2 separate regions of the Homo sapiens genome follow, and region 1 is linked to region 2. A link is a loop called in an ENCODE intact Hi-C map of the cell type or tissue named here. Cell type or tissue: dorsolateral prefrontal cortex. All regions are shown on one strand. Each heading gives the region's core, and the rest is flanking DNA. Links, peaks and the distances in the headings are about the cores only.

Region 1 (8,002 bases), core at 965-5,964, 810 kb before region 2:
GAGTTTCTGCTTATAATTTTTTATTTCCACATATCCTAAAGCGAATTTATTCCTCCTACATAGAACTTTACTAGAATTTTCAGATTTTGAAAATCAATTTGACTATTATCTTAAAATTAGAAGGAAAAAGGAGTATTCATTCAGATGTCAGATATATATATATATATATATATATATATATATATATATATATATACACACACACATATATACATCCAGATGTTATTTTTCAAAAGACAAATTATTTACTGTCTGTGGTAGATATGGTGCTAGGCATTTGGGCTATACTGTTGACAAGTGGAGACTGACTCTCCACTCCCAGAGTTTTAGGGTTTACTCTGGAACTAGGTATGCGAAGAAACAGCAGAATCCTATGAAGTTGCACCACCATGAGGAGTACAAGAACCCCTCATCAGTAGGAAGTGATCATAGAGGTCCCAACAGGAAGAGGAAAGTGAAATTGACAGAGGAGACAAAGTTTGCCAAGCAGAGAGCTGAAGAGCAGGTGGGAGAATGGACAGAAAAAAGGCCTTCCAAACAGAAAAAGGAAAACAACAAAAAACAAAAACAGCATCTTCCAAGTTAAAGAAGAGTAGAGAGCATGACATTTTTAGGGAATTACATGTGCTAATTGCCTTAACAGAGATAAAATCCGATAATGCAGCCAGCCTGTTAGCAACAATAGCCCCTATTTATGGAAAATTCACTTTCTGTCCAGGAGTTTATGTTATCTTACTTAGTCCTAACAACTTTACAGTAAAGACATCCCCATTTTATGGATGAAGAAACAAAGGCTTGAAGTATTTTTTAATGTGTCCAACCTCAATTAGCTAATAAATGGTGATGTTGGGATTGAACTCAGCTGTGTATGACTCCATAGCATGCACTTCTTCAACTACGCTAGTATCTCTTCCAATTTTCATTCTGTAGATGTAGGGGAGCCAGCATACAATTTTATACAAAGGAAAAACTTGGTCTTATTTGCAGAGAACTAGTTTGAGAAGAGATGAATTGTAGGTAAGGAGTCCTTTATGCAGACTATTTTAATAATCTAGCAAAGAAATTACAAGGACCTTAATTGAAATAGGCAGCTATCAGGATAGAAAAAGAAAATGTAGCTCCAAAAATAACTAGGAATTAGAAGGAAAAGACCATAATGACTGGCTAAGTGTTAAGGAAAACTAAGGGGGAAGCGTTTCAAGGGTGTCTCCTGGATTTCTGAGTTGTGCAAACTGATGGTCAGTTGTGCCCCCTAATATAGAGGAGAGTGGGGTGGGACAAAATGTGGCTGGTGAATTTGGGTTTTGGCCAGTTTGTCTATGGAGCAGGCTAAGGTGTGCTACAGGCAGGAAATTAGGTGGAGGCTCAAAACTGAGGTCAGAATTAGAAATTAAAAATGCAGGTAGAATGAGTTTGAAGCCATGGGAAGGTAGGATATTGACCAGGAAGCATATGAAGTGTGAAAAAAGACAGATAAAGGCAGACAAAGGAGGGAGCAGAGAAGAGAAGTTGATGGAGTCTAAAAGGCCTCCATCACTGCAGGAAGTGAAAAAGAGGAAAGTGGAGTTGGAGAAACAGAGACAAAAGCAATTGCTAAGATAGCATAATCATGGCAGTGGCCAGGGCATTCCCCAATGATGATGGCACCTCTGGTTCTCAAGATCTGTGTAATCCCCTCCCTTAAATGGGGGCTAAACTGAGCAGCTTGCTTCCCACTAACAGAATATAGCAAGGGTGAATGAGGTTAGGTTATAAAAAGGCTGCACTTTTGTCTGGGGCATTCCCTTAATCTCTCTTGAATTGCTCACTCTTGTGGAAGCCAGCTGCCACACCTTCAAGCAGTCTTGAGAAAAGGGAAGCCAGCTTCCAAGTTAGCAGCCTGGGGATAAGCCACATGGCAAGATACTGAGGGCTGCCGGCAACCACGGAGAGAGTCAGAAACAACACTCCACCACTAGAGCCTTGAGGTGGCTGCAGCCCCCCGCCAACAGCTTAACTCTCACCTCATGAGACTCAGAACCAGAACTACCCTGCCAAGCTGTCTGTAGATTTCTGGTGTACAGAAACTGTGCAATAACAAATGTTTCTGGTTGGTTTGTAAGCCACTAAATTTGGGATCATTTGTGTGCAGCTATAGGTTACCACTATAATAACCCTGCAAATGTAGCCCCAAGAGTAAGATAGGACTATAAGGGCCTCTGCACATTCTGCAGTCACAATTTATATTTTTGTTATACATACATCTGTCCATTTGGGGAGGTCATGTATCATTTCATTAACATATTTTGGCCTATAAAGAGGTGGATAGATACGCACTAAGAAGCAATCGAGTATCATGGTAATGGATATAGACTGAAATCCCAACACTTGAACTGCATTTCCTGCTTTAGCTCTTACTACCTGTATAACATTGAGTGTGCTTTTTTTGCCTCTCTGCCTTTGATGTCCTTTTTCACATGAAGGGCAATAAGAGTAGCACCTCTAGAACTGTCAGAAGGAATACATGAGCTAGTGCATATGACTCTTAAAACAGTTCCTAGAGCATTGTAGACATTCAGTCAACATTAACTACTGCTATTATTATCGTGGTGGGCTGGGACACTGAGGTGGATGTAAATAAAGAAAAAGAAAAAGAAAAAGGAAGAAAGAAATACTTCAATCTATTTTCTTACATTGACTAAACTGTCACCTCTATCAGTCAGTCTTTTTTTCCATTGCTTCACCTCTTCTCCCGAGATACACTTCCTTATTCAATACATTCACAAGCTTGACCTTTTTTTGTTCTTGATTCACTTTCATATAAGCTCCTTCCCAGATTTCATCTCATGCATCTTTAGGACAACTATTCATTAGCCCTAACCCAACTCTAACCAACCCACACCTAACCCCAAGCTTAATCATACTGACAAGTGTTATAAAACCACAGGCCTATGTTCTTAATATGCAGAAACCCCCACTTAGTACTTCACCCCTGTTCTTCAGGCTACATCTTTGCCTGGTGTTGTGTGCTGAAGCCCTCCAGGAGCCAGCTTCACTCACATCTTACCTGCCTGAGCTACTTGCTTTAAAATTGTAAGAAGGGACAGATGACTTTTCTTAGATCCACAAGGCTTCCTCCACCTTCTCCTACTTATCCTAGGGGATACACTAGTTCTCTTCTCCTATATCCTTACCTCTGGGGTTTGGGTCCCATGTTCTATGGATTAGTCATTCTCATGGTCTTGGATCTCTGCAGTTCACACCTCTAGAAGGCCCGTTCACTTCTTTCTTCCACTATGGACCCGTCTTCTGGGGCAATGGATTATCATGTCCATTGTTGAGCAGGGCTGTCTTAATCCCATGCTGTTGACAGCTCTTCTGACTGATCTATATAATACTCACCACCTCCCCATTTCCCATCCTCTCTGCATTTTGCCTTCGGTCTTCTGTGGCTCCCCTCATCCTATCTCGCCTTACACCTGTAGGTGGCGCCCATGCACCGGTGAGGGCAGATGGCGCCTGTTCTGTCCCTCCTGTCTCCCCCTGGCTGGGCTCAGACAGTAGGGAAGATCGGCCCTTCTTCCTCACAGAGACTCTCCATCAACATAAAGACATCACTTCTGGGTCCTTGTTCTCCACACCTGGAAGGCTTCCACGAACAGCATATTTCCTGGAATAATTTCTTAAGCTGCACCTATAATTTGTTTATCTTTGGACTTATAAAATAAGCTTAACATGTCTCAGCCTGGCTGTCCTCATCTGTGGAGGCCATCTTAAATGGTGGTGGTTTGACAGGTTATTATTTCATCTTAAGTGATATAATGTATGCAATTGCTGGGTACAGTCTCTGGCACATGGTATACGTGTAGTAAATGCGTTGTTATTATTACTGTTGGTGTCATCCTCAACATCATCAGCCCCATCATACACAAACCCATAGTCCTTTGCCCCTTAGGTGAAAAGTTCCTGGAATGTGGTTTAACTCCAGCTTCTCCTGCAGTTATAATTCTATATCCCCAAATCTGTCTTTTTCCTTTCCAAAAATATCACCATCCCCAAAGAAGGCCCGATTGTTTCAATCCCACTGCTTTATTTCTGGAAAGAATGGTGAGAATTTTTAGCCCTAAACATGCTAAATAAAATCACAAATTTCTTCTAAGAGTTCTGTCCCTTTTTCTCCTATACATTCTCCAAAATAAATCTATTTTCTCTATTGATCTAAAGCTCACAACAAACTTCTTGTTGAAAAATATTTGATTTACTGAAAAATATTTCCCTTGGCTACCTCCTAAGTGAACTGATAGGGTACCCAGCCACATAATCTCTTGTTGGACAGCTCTTCTTTTCATCAAAAGAATCCTTGCAACAAAAAGCACCTGGAATGGCAGGTTACGATGCTCTCCTCTTCTTTCGCAAACTTTCTAGATTTTCTTTCCTTCTCTATTCTATTTCTTTTTACTTATGAACTATATGAAAGGCAAAACAGACAAACTGGCCATTAGGATTTCAATAATTCCCTTACTTTCTCCTCCACATTCTATTTTCCCTTACCGTTATTCACCCTCACCTCACTCTTCCACATTTCTGCTGTCTCTTCCCTTCCAGGTGCTCACTGTAGTGGACCCTAACCATGCGAAAAAGTCATAGCCAAAATTCTCTGTTTCAGCACACAGTACTCATACAGATTACTGACCCCAAGAGGTTGTATGAATTGGGCATACTCCTAGCTCTAACTGCCTCTGTTGGCCTCTTAGTCTCCCATTGCAATTGAGATGACATCTGCAACCTCTTCCTGGTATATCTCTCACAGATGGATCTGTTTTGAGTTCCTAACCATCCTGGGAGATAGTTTGATCAGATATCAGATTATAGATTAGACAATGCAAGCGAAAGAAAAGAACTTGCCTGAAGTCCATTTGACATATAGAAACCGGGATAAATTTACAATCTCACTACTTTCAGAGGTAAGCACTTTTCTTCTTATTATTTTTTTTAAAGAAGTCCTTTCCAAATATTCACAGTTGGATGTTTCAGTGCATGCTGCCCTTGTGTGAAAAACATTTCAACTTCCAATATTTTGTCCCTCTCCCCTCTGTGTATCTCACACTGACAAAGCCTGTTCCCCCTTGTAAGAACAAGAATCAGACTAATTGGCTCTGTAGGGTTGATTTGGTTTACGAATCCACATGATTCATGAATATGAATCACCCAGTATGCACATGGAGAGGAATAAATGGTGTGACTTTGGGCAAGTGTCTTTGACTCTCAAGTTTAGTTTTATCAATAATCAAATGAGAAAGTTAGATATTTGACCCTAAGATCCTTTATATTAGAAAATTTTGTAATTTTGCTATTTTAACAACAGCACAAATGATATTAAGCAAAATATTTCAATCTCCTTTCTTGATGATAATGATACTAAAAAACATAAAAGCATGGGGATATTTATAAGTCTGTATTAATAATAGTAACAAATATCACTTGTTCTCACTCATATCTGGGAGATAAAAAAATTGATTTCATAAAGGAAATGAATGGAATGCAGGTTACTAGAGACTGGGAAGGGTGGAAGAGAGGGTGGAACAAAGAGAAATTGGTTAATGGTTACAAAAATACAGTTAATAGAAGGAATAAATTCTAGTGTTCAATCACATAGTAGAATGATTATAGTTAACAAGAATTTATTATATATTTTCAAAATAGCTTGAAGATTTGGAATGTTCCCAACATAGAGAAATAATATGAGGTGATAGATACCCCAATTACCCCAGTTTAATCATTACAGACTGCATGAATATATCAAGATATCATCTGCAGCTCATAAATATGTACAACTATTATGTATCAATAAAAAATAATAACAGTGGGTAATCTCTAACGTGTGTTTACTCTGTGCCAGAATGTGCTAAGCAATTGTCATGGATGGTCTAATTAAACCCTCATAAGAACCCCATGAGTTATGTACTACTATTATACCTTTCTTTACAGAGGAAGAAACACAGGCACAAAGTTAACTAACTTGCTCAAGGTCCCTGGCAAGTAGCTGAGCCCAGATTCAAACTCAGAGACTGGGAGAATCCTCAGGCAGACTTCTTAGCCACTACACTTGACTACCTTTGCTTTCCTAATGCTTTTCAATGACTAACAAATAGATAAACAGTGGCTATTAATTTCCCAGTGTTATACAGTATTAATCCTCTAATTTAAGTAACCTGCAACTTTGCCTTTAATGGGTTATCAATAGCATATTTAGAGCTCTTTCTTGCAATTAGTTGTTGCATAAGAATTTCAAAATAACGTCAAGAATAACAAATAGTTTTTACTTACAAAGAGACTTGCAAATTGAATTTCCTTCATCTGTAAAACCTCTCCACATAAAATTAGTCATCCTATTTTATACTTTATTTTTAGGCTGCTTTATGTTCTCTTAACATTCAGTGTCGTTGAATATCAAAAATTGCAGCAATTCTATCTATATGTGAAGACTTTACTCACTTCCCAGAGGTTCCTGCTCAAAAATTAAAGTCCATGCTAATTTTAGGAATTAATGTATTTTTAAATAACATGCACCTTACCCAGCTTTTAAGAGATTTGTTATGAATAAGGAGTAATCATCATGCATATGTATCATGCTGAGTGTACATGTGAATTTAACAGTGAATATATTTCATATGATTTTTTTCTGCTATTTACTTTATGCTTTGATGAAGCGCCAAAACTAAAGTAATAGTCCAGACCCATACAATGCTAAAACATAGAAACTGCTACTCAGTTACTGAAAATTTACATTTTTATATAAAGATATAACACTTAATATTATTACTCTGTTGAATTATTAATCAGTTCACATGACAAATGTGATACAAATAACAATAATGAAAGTAGAAAAGAAGTTATTTAAACCCATTCATTCAAAAGACATGCTACTCAAGAGTGAAGTATAAGAAGGACAATTTGAACATGATTGTTTAGTTTCAGTGAAACACAAATTGGGTGACTCAAACAAGATTCTAAACACGCATTGTGATCTTCATGCATTGATGCTGTATTTCACAACTCTTGAGATGCTAGCATTATACCTAGGAGTACTGTCTGAGGGGCTATATAGGAAACTTAATTTAAAACCATGGGTCTCCTTGTTACACACAGTGTGACATAATCCAAGAACATACACTCTGCCTTCATACCACTAAAGCTGTCACATACATTATTTTCAGACCAGGATTGGGAATTTTATAACAAAACATATTTCTATAGTTGAATCTCAAGACATCATATAACTGTAGCTCATGTAGCTTGGGCATTGAGTACCCTAAAATATTACATCTAATACATCTAAAATAGTAAGCATGCTGGTTATCCTTTCTGTATTAGTTTTCCATTGCTGCTATAAAAAATTACACAACCTTAGTGGCTTAAAATAGCACAAATGTAATATCTTACACTTCTGGAGGTCAGAAGACATTGATCTTAATGTGACTTATTAGAAATAAAATCAAGGTGTTAGCAGAGCTGTGATCCTTTCTGAAAGCTCTTGGAGAGATTGCTTCTGTCTTTCAAACTCCCAGAGGCCACCTCCATTCTTTGGCTCATAGCTCTTTCCTTCATTTTCAAAGCCAGCAATGGCAGCAGGGTCCTCACCTGGTATCAGTCTGACTCAGCATCTTTTGTCTCCTTTTTCCACTTTGCAGGACCTTTGGGATTACAATGGACCTACTCACATGCTCCATGATAATTCCCCTATTTGAATGTCAGCTGATTAACAACCTTAATTCCCTTTTGCCATGTAACATAAAGATACAGGTTCTGGGAATTAGGACATAGACATCTTTATAAAACCATCATTCTGCCTACCATATCTTTTAAATGATTAAAAGAAAACCCTGATAAAATGTTTGCCAGATCACAGGAGAAGTTTTTTTCAGACGTCAGAGAGGAACTATGTTCTAGCCACGTGGTTTTCCAGCTATGCTCACCATCAGATCTGCCAGATGTTTTCATCTTCTCCGACATTTCCATAATC
Region 2 (8,002 bases), core at 1,658-6,657:
CTGTTTTAAGAATTAAATGAGCGAACACTGATAAATTATTTAAAACAGTGCCTTGCATACACTAAGTACATAATAACTGTGAGCGGGTAGTCATGAGGAAAGCAATGGTGCAAGACCTTATCATTTGCTTGAACAACTGCAACAGTCTGGTTTTTTTGTGTGTTTTTTTTTTGTTTTGTTTTTTGAGACAAGGTATTGCTTCTTCACCCAGACTGGAACGCAGTGGTGTGACTGAGGTTCGCTGGAGCCTTGATCTCCTTGGCTCAAGTGATCCTCCCATATCAGCCTCCTGAGTAGCTGGGACCTATATCCTGTGGCATTTTTCTTACTCCAATTATCCAGGCCATAATAAACATACATAATAGCGGAAGGAGAAGATAGGACTGATGATGGAAATGGCAATTAAAAATACATGGTGCTATTTTCCCAACAAGAAAATGCATGGGAAACTACACATGGAAAACATACCAACAAACTTATGAAAAATCCTTATGAAATTTTCTAACTCTTGGTTTAGGATATTTATCTTCTAAAATATTTTTTATTCCCACTTTTATAATGTCAAAAACATCTTATAATTCCCACAAGAATTATTCCTGAATTTAAAAATATCATATATAAAACAACTATACATTTAAAAATCACTATACTATTCATGACATTACCAAAAAAATATATAAAATTCCTGAATTTCAAACTTGGGGAAAAGGATTTGATTATTTTCTTCCCCTCTTTTCAGATACTTGTGACTGGTGTGACAAACTGAGGACTTTCAGAGATATCATCTTTGGAGATGATGAGATTTGCTTGTGGTAAAAAGTATAAACAAAGAAATGGCTGGAAGCCAGCCAGGAGGAATGCCAAAGAAACTCCTAAATGATCAGACCACAGAGCTAGTAACATAATTAAAACCACTAGGCCACGGAAGGTATTTTACATTTAAACAAGGAACTTTAGAACAGATGGGGTCCATAAGAGATCAGGGGGAAAAGCTACCCAACTCCAGAATCACTGCATAGGTAACAGTGTTAGCTCAGGGCACAGCTGGATACTCACATGCAGCCACAGAGATCAAGAAAAAAAAGAAAAGAAAAAAAGGTAGAAGAGTTCATTTAGGTTGATATGAGGAAAAAATTATCCTTTGTTTTCACATTACAAAAGTGGGTTTTGAGTCATTAAAATATTTTAATAAAATGTTTAAAATATTCATTAAATTCTATAAGCCCATTATTTCTAGAGGGCTATAATATTTTATTATTACATTTGCATCTACTGTCCCTTAGCTAAAATACATTTTCTTTAATATATTTAACATGAAAAATGTAAGGCAAAAATAAACTATTAAGTTTCTTCTATTTGGCTTCAAAATAAGAAGTCATCATAAAGAAATATTAAAATATAAGTATACAACGATGTTTCATTGGAAATGCAGATCTCCCCACTCACTCCCTGCAAAATTCCCTTCCAAGGACAATGCAAAGCCAATATTGGAAAGCACTTTCTATTAGCTCTCAACACCTGGCTTTCTCTCCCCTTGCCTCAATTCCTTACTCCCTTCTCTCCCTCCCTCAGTGGCGTGCTGAGGGCTGCTCACACCAGCTCCCGAGAGCAGATGGTGTACAACTCTTCCCTTTCTCTAGTCGCATCATCCTTGGTAGCTTGAGATTGATCATAGTGAGCGTATTTATACCAATGAAATTGGCAAAGGCTATTAATGGGAGTCTTTCCCTCTCTCAGAGAGCTGAGTCTCTTGTTAGCACATCACTGCCATACTTTCCCACCTTAAGTCCACATTCTTAGCTGTCTCAGACCCACTGCAGCCCATAGCAATTAGTGTCAAGTTAATGAAAGCTAGTATATTGGCTGTTACTACCTCAGAAGTGCGTTGAGCTGAAGACTTCTTGCGTCTCCATCTCAGCTGCTCTCTGAGGTATCAACAAATCAAAAGTTCTCTTTCCAACACTGCCTTCACTGAAGTTGTCTTATTTAACTTCCTATAAATTTGCATCCCTCATCTGTGGGTTTGGTGCTCCTCAACTGTTCTTACAAAAACAGTCACTCATAATACATTGAATTATCCCTTATCATGCTGTATCATTTGCTATACTGTCTATATGTTCCCATTAGACTTTGTGTCCAACAAGGGCAGGCACTACGTCTATCTTTTCCAACATCAGTATAGTGCCTGGGACACAGTAGGAAAACAATAAATACTGGTTAAGTAAATCAATGAAGCATTGTAAGATAATTACTCTGCAATGGCTGAAATGATGACAAATGTAAACTATTAATTTCTGTTGAGAGTTAAATTGTGTCCCCCAAAAAGGTCCTAACCCCTGGTATCTGGGAATGTGACCTGATTTTGAAATAGTGTCTTTGTAGACATCATCAAGCTAAAGCACATTAATACTAAATTAGGGTGAACCTTAAATCTAGTGACTGGTGTCCTTGAGAGGGAGATCTGGAGACAGAGACACAAGGAAGAAGACCACTGATGACAGAGATAGAGAGTAGAATGATAAAGCTACAAGCCAAGGAAACCGAGGATTGCTTGCAGCCCCCAGAAGCTAGGTAGAGGCAAGGGAAGATTCTACTCTAAGCCTTTGGAGGGAGCATGGTTCTGGTGACACCTTGCTTTTGGACTCCTAGCCTTAATTTTGGACTTTAGTCTCTAGAACTGTGAAAGAATGTATTTCTGTTATGCTAAGCCATGTAGGTTGTGGTAGTTTGTTATGGCAACCCTAGAAAACTAATATATCTTCCTATCAACTGCCCAAATTCAGATTGCCCACAAGGAAAAGTGATGGTTTTACTATTTGTTGTTCATTTTCCCTTTAATCTATGCATAGTTACAGATATGGATAAACTAATGAAGTATTAACTTAAAAAGCAACATGTTTGAAATACAACATTCTACATAGTAATTTGTGAGGAAAAATTTCCTTTATTGACTAAATTGTTTTTATTGAAAATATCAAGTTTTAAAGAATCTATAAACATGTCATGTTTAAGTTAAAAAAAAAGAGAGAAATGAGTTGTCTTAATCTGTGCACATTACTTTGCTGTAATTGTTACTATTCATTTTTTTAATGGTTACTTAATACTATAGAATAAGGTAAACCACATTTTAGGATTACCAAGAATTTTATCAATTATTCAGGGTCAGCTAGTGTTTAGAGGACAAGATCTCCTAAAATGCTGCCCTTTCTTACTCTGATTTTTGTTACAAATTTTTTTTGCTTTCATCTACACATGACCTAATATTTTAGTAATACTTGTCTATTCCTTTTTAGAATGTCTATTTAAAGGGAAAAATATTTTAAGAGTATAAAGACAGAGAAAGCAGGATAAAAAGTTATTTCTAGAATAATTTTCATTCCTTTAGCATGACCAATGATATAGAATCGTATCACCCTTCATGTCATAAGTGAATAAATGAATAATATTTTTCTATGTAGGTATGTGATGCACAGAAGTTTTTTTTAAAGATAAATTTCAGTTTTGAAGCAGAAAATTATGTTTCTTACAAATAATTAGTAAATCAGATAGGTAAACTGGTAGAAAGGTTCACATACAAGCTAGTATTTAAGTTGGGTCTAAGGGAAGGGCCTTTATCAGCTAAAAGAAACAAATTTTATAAGAGAAACCAAATACTGTTGCCATTTTAGTAGAAAATACAGTTTTTTGTTAAAATTTCTTTGTTTATCAAATTTATATAATAATTTTCAAATAAAAAAGTAACAAATATTTTTGCTTCTATTGGCAAGGTATATATCCCCTTCCCAATTCCGTATTCTTCCCCCTAAGATATCTCTGAAGAGATCTTTTTTGCTTTCTTCTTATTCTGTGGCATTTTTTCTTTTAAATTATTTCTTGTCTTACTCCAGCCTCTAAAGTATACAATTTTAAACATAAAGTGTTTTTCCTCCTTTTACAGATGGGTGATCCTTTTATGCCTCTCCTGGTCATGTAGCTCCACCTGCTGGTCATCCTTCAGCATACCATCACCAGGGTCTGCCAGACCCAATTTTAGCTTCAGGTGTTTGTTTTTTAGCAGTTCTCTTTATCAGAATGGATGTTTTATGACTTTTATTCTTTTTAGAGGTCTTTAAAATATCAAAGAGAAAATTTATTTATTTTTGCAAAAAAATAGGATATGCAATTACCACATGGCCCTGTTAGACCCTTTTACAAGCCTAAGATAAAGAATCTTGGCAATTTTATTTTTCCTACGTCCTGAAACATTTGCTATTTCATTACCCTAGGAATTATTTTATTATTCACCAATTACTCATAACTATGCTAGAAAAGACTGAACAAGATAATGGAAAAATGGTGAAGATACCATTAAACTAAAATCTAATAATGCTGGTGAAATTAATCATGTCACGAAAATTTTGATACTATGAATTTTCAGATGCCAATGTCCTAGATGAATTTTCTCAAGTTAAGAACAGACAAGTGAACAATATATTTCTAAGAACAAAAAAAAATGATGCTTATACAAAAGGAAAGACTTTATTACACAATAGTTTGTGAAAAGAACCTGGGTTATCTTTTTTGCTAAAAGCATGTGTGACAACAGTACTCTTTGATCTTTTATGTTTATAGGCCCACATTTACTTGATATAGTTTCTAAGAAGACATGCTGACATTATGTGCATATATAAAAGTGATTAAAAAGAAATATATGATGTTAATGTGAAAAAAACCCACTGGACTAAAGAAATAAAGGGTCGATGGTACTCAGTAAATGGTGATAACTGTTTTTTCTGATAACACCAAACATTAAAGACTTGTAATGCAGAGCTAACATTTAGTCAATGCCCTTAAATATTCTATTTCAAAATACCTCAAGGGGGAATGAAATTTTTAATGAGTGAAACTAAATACTCTTAAAAATAATTTAACAAATAATTTCTGTGGTTCACATCTCCCTAAATGATTAAAAAATAATTTTCAATTTAGTATTCCACCTGGTTCTGGTATATTTTCCAATTTTATGTAACTGATATAATTAATAAATTCTGATTACAGTCAGGCACAGTAGCTCACACCTGCAATCCCAGCACTTTGGGAGGCCAAGGCAGGCAGACCGCTTGAGCCCAGGAGTTCAAGATAAGCTTGGGCAACATAGGGAGATCCCATCTCTATTAAAAAAAAATGATAAAATAAAATTCTGATTATGATGCTAGCTAATATCTTTTCCATATGACTGTTAAATTTTATATTTTATAGACCTCACACTTTTACTTATTTTTAAATATTCAGTTCTTTAATCAATGTAGAATTTAGTTTTGTGAATGAAATGAGGTTACAAGAGCTAGCCTTATTTTTTCCAAATGGTCAATTTTCTTAGTACAAATCTTTCTCCTACTGATTTGAAACACTACCTTCAGTCAAAACCAAATCCCATATACAGATTGTCCCAAACTTATGAGAGTTTGACTTAGGATTTTTCAGCTAACATGGAAGTGATATGCATTCAGTAGAAAGCATACTTTGAGTACCCACACAATCATTTTGTTCTTCACTTTCAATGCAGTATTCAATAAATTACATGAGATATTCAATACTTTATTATACAGTCGGCTTTATGTTAGATGATTCTGACCAACTGTAGGCTAATGTTAAGTGTTCTCAGCACATTAAAGGTAGGCTAGACTAAGCTATGATGTTCAGTAGGTTAGGTGTATTAAATCCATTTTGCACTTACATTATTTGCAACTTAGGGATGTAACCCCATCATAAGTCAAGGTGCACGTTGTAGACAAGTGAATCTTATCTCTTTATGTACTCACGAATCAGTTCCACTAAATCTATATGTTTGGCCTGCATCAATACTACATTTTTTAGAGTTATAATAGCTTTAGAATGTGTTCTGTTATCTAGCAGAGCAAATCTCTTATCTTGTTCTTCTTTCTCAAAACTAATTAAGCTATTCTTGAGAATTTATTTTTGATATAAATTTTAAAATTATGTTTTTGAGTTATACAAAAATCCTTTTGTTATAATACCATATTCAGTAAGTAATTTGGAGAGGACCGACATTTTTACAGTATTGAACAGTATTATCCAACATTTGTTTGTTTATATTGCCTGTTATGTCCTTAATAAAATTTGACAGTTTTCTTTACAATATACATTTCTCATTATTTTATTGCTGGGTATTTTATTTCTATTATGAATAGTATCCTTTTCCAATTACATATTCTACTGAATTTGTGCCAATGATTAGAATATCTATTTATTTTGATAAACATACTTTTAAAAATAAGTTTTATCAAAGCAATATATGCACATATTTTTTAAAAATCAAACACTACACAAGGGCATAATAACTCTTTTTCATTTCTCAGTTCACCAACCCAGACCAAAAACTTTTACATGTGTTTGTTTTTAGTTATTCCGGTACTTGCCTACATTTTTAAAAAACATGTTCTTCTTACTTTTTCTTGACTTGATGACTGGGGGTACTTTTTGTTGACCCCTTGTTGTCTCTGGCTTTCCTCCCCACTCAATTTGGCTATATCACATTTTTACCTCCTCTTTTGGTGACCTTGGTTACTTTCATAATCTAATACCTAAGGCTGGGCGTGGTGGCTCATGCCTGTAATCCCAGCACTTTGGGAGGCCGAGGTGGGTGGATCACGAGGTCAGGAGTTCGAGACCAGCCTAGCCAACATGGTGAAACCCCATCTCTACTAAAAACACAAAAATTAGCTGGGCGTGGTGGCGTGCTTGTAAGCCCAGCTACTCAGGAGACTGAGGCAGGAGAATTGCTTGAACCCAGGAGGCAGAGGTTGCAGTGAGCCAAGATTGCGCCACTGCACTCCAGCCTGAGCAACAGAACGAGAGTCAGTCTCAAACAAAACAAAACAAAACAAAAACTAATACCTAAACCTCTGACGAATTCAACTAAAGATAAAATTCTCCATATTCTATTTCATGAAGACAATAGCACCGCTACTATTCCATGTACATTTCCTTCCCTCTCTGCCTTCCAACCTGTTAACTGCACTTGTACATTTTCAAGGCTGCTAACATTTGCATTCTATTCTGTAATCATAATTCATTCTTCCCTGCTTTGTCCAAGGATTGACTCTAAAAGCTGAAAACCAATACTTATATCACATGACTATTTAAATACTGTCCACTGAAAAACAAAGTTTTATGCTACAATTAGATTTTCTCATCTATTTCTTTAAAGCCTTGATCCACATGACAATGTTCAAATGAATTCCCTTTCTCACACTCCTAGCAACTGTTCAAAATCATGCCACATCTGAGGGTGCTTTATATTTGAAGCATGCTTTCTTGTAAAGTTTGAAATGTTTCTTTCTCCCTTAAGTTTCTGATTGTCATTGTTTTTTTTGATGGGCGGGCGGATGAAGAAATGTATGCTTTCTATGTATACATCATGTCCTTAATTTCCTCCAGCTTCTTACTCAATCCATCTACTACTTAAAATTCATTTCATTTAGTTTGAGGTCCACTCACTTCCTATTCTAATTTGGAGGATCTGCCTCTCATTTGGACCATTCTTATACAACTTATCTTTAAGTTTTTTGTTGCATTCTTATGAAATATTTATTTTCTTATTAAATGTAGAAGTTATTTTTAATGCATCTAGTACCTTTCTACATTTTGCAAAGTTAATGCTGCTTTTGTTTTATGGATGCAATAGTTTCTTAAATATTTCTGAGAATTTTAATGTTTTTAGGTTTGGTTCTGTTCCTTGAATTTCATATGACCTCAAGAGTCCATTTCTCATGTTATCTTAGATTTTTTTGACCATATTGCAGGCTTTTAGCAAGTGGTGATTTTTAGCCAGACAGGTCTACAGGCAGGGCTGGTCACTATGCTCTAGAGTGGGTGAACCAGTACATGGGAATCAGCCATCCCGCCAGACCCCCAGAGGACACAGTGGCTTTGAATATGTATGTGCAGGCAGACACTGAACATCAAAATAGGGGAAGTCTATGATCAGTTACCATGCCAC

The links. A loop is a pair of places that touch in the nucleus more often than their neighbours do. Peaks named below come from ENCODE experiments on the same cell type or tissue, not always from the same donor. Only the 100,000 strongest peaks of a DNase experiment are listed, where the experiment ranks them.
Region 1: a loop joins it to region 2, with 4 times the contacts of the local background. A loop is called at or near these places in 24 of 110 quality-filtered maps.

Annotation. Positions count from the first base shown.
Region 1 is chr18:61,318,978-61,326,979 of GRCh38, forward strand. No RefSeq gene overlaps it. Among named protein-coding and RNA genes, the nearest start is that of CDH20, 10 kb to the right of the region's middle. In dorsolateral prefrontal cortex, for the core only: CTCF peaks have their summits at 3,476 (motif pointing right), 3,675 and 4,982; a DNase peak (open chromatin) is centred at 3,484; H3K27ac peaks cover 1,108 bases.
Region 2 is chr18:62,127,525-62,135,526 of GRCh38, forward strand. All of the region lies in intron 14 of PIGN (phosphatidylinositol glycan anchor biosynthesis class N), which reads right to left. Among named protein-coding and RNA genes, the nearest start is that of PIGN, 56 kb to the right of the region's middle. In dorsolateral prefrontal cortex, for the core only: CTCF peaks have their summits at 3,992 (motif pointing left) and 4,204; a DNase peak (open chromatin) is centred at 3,997.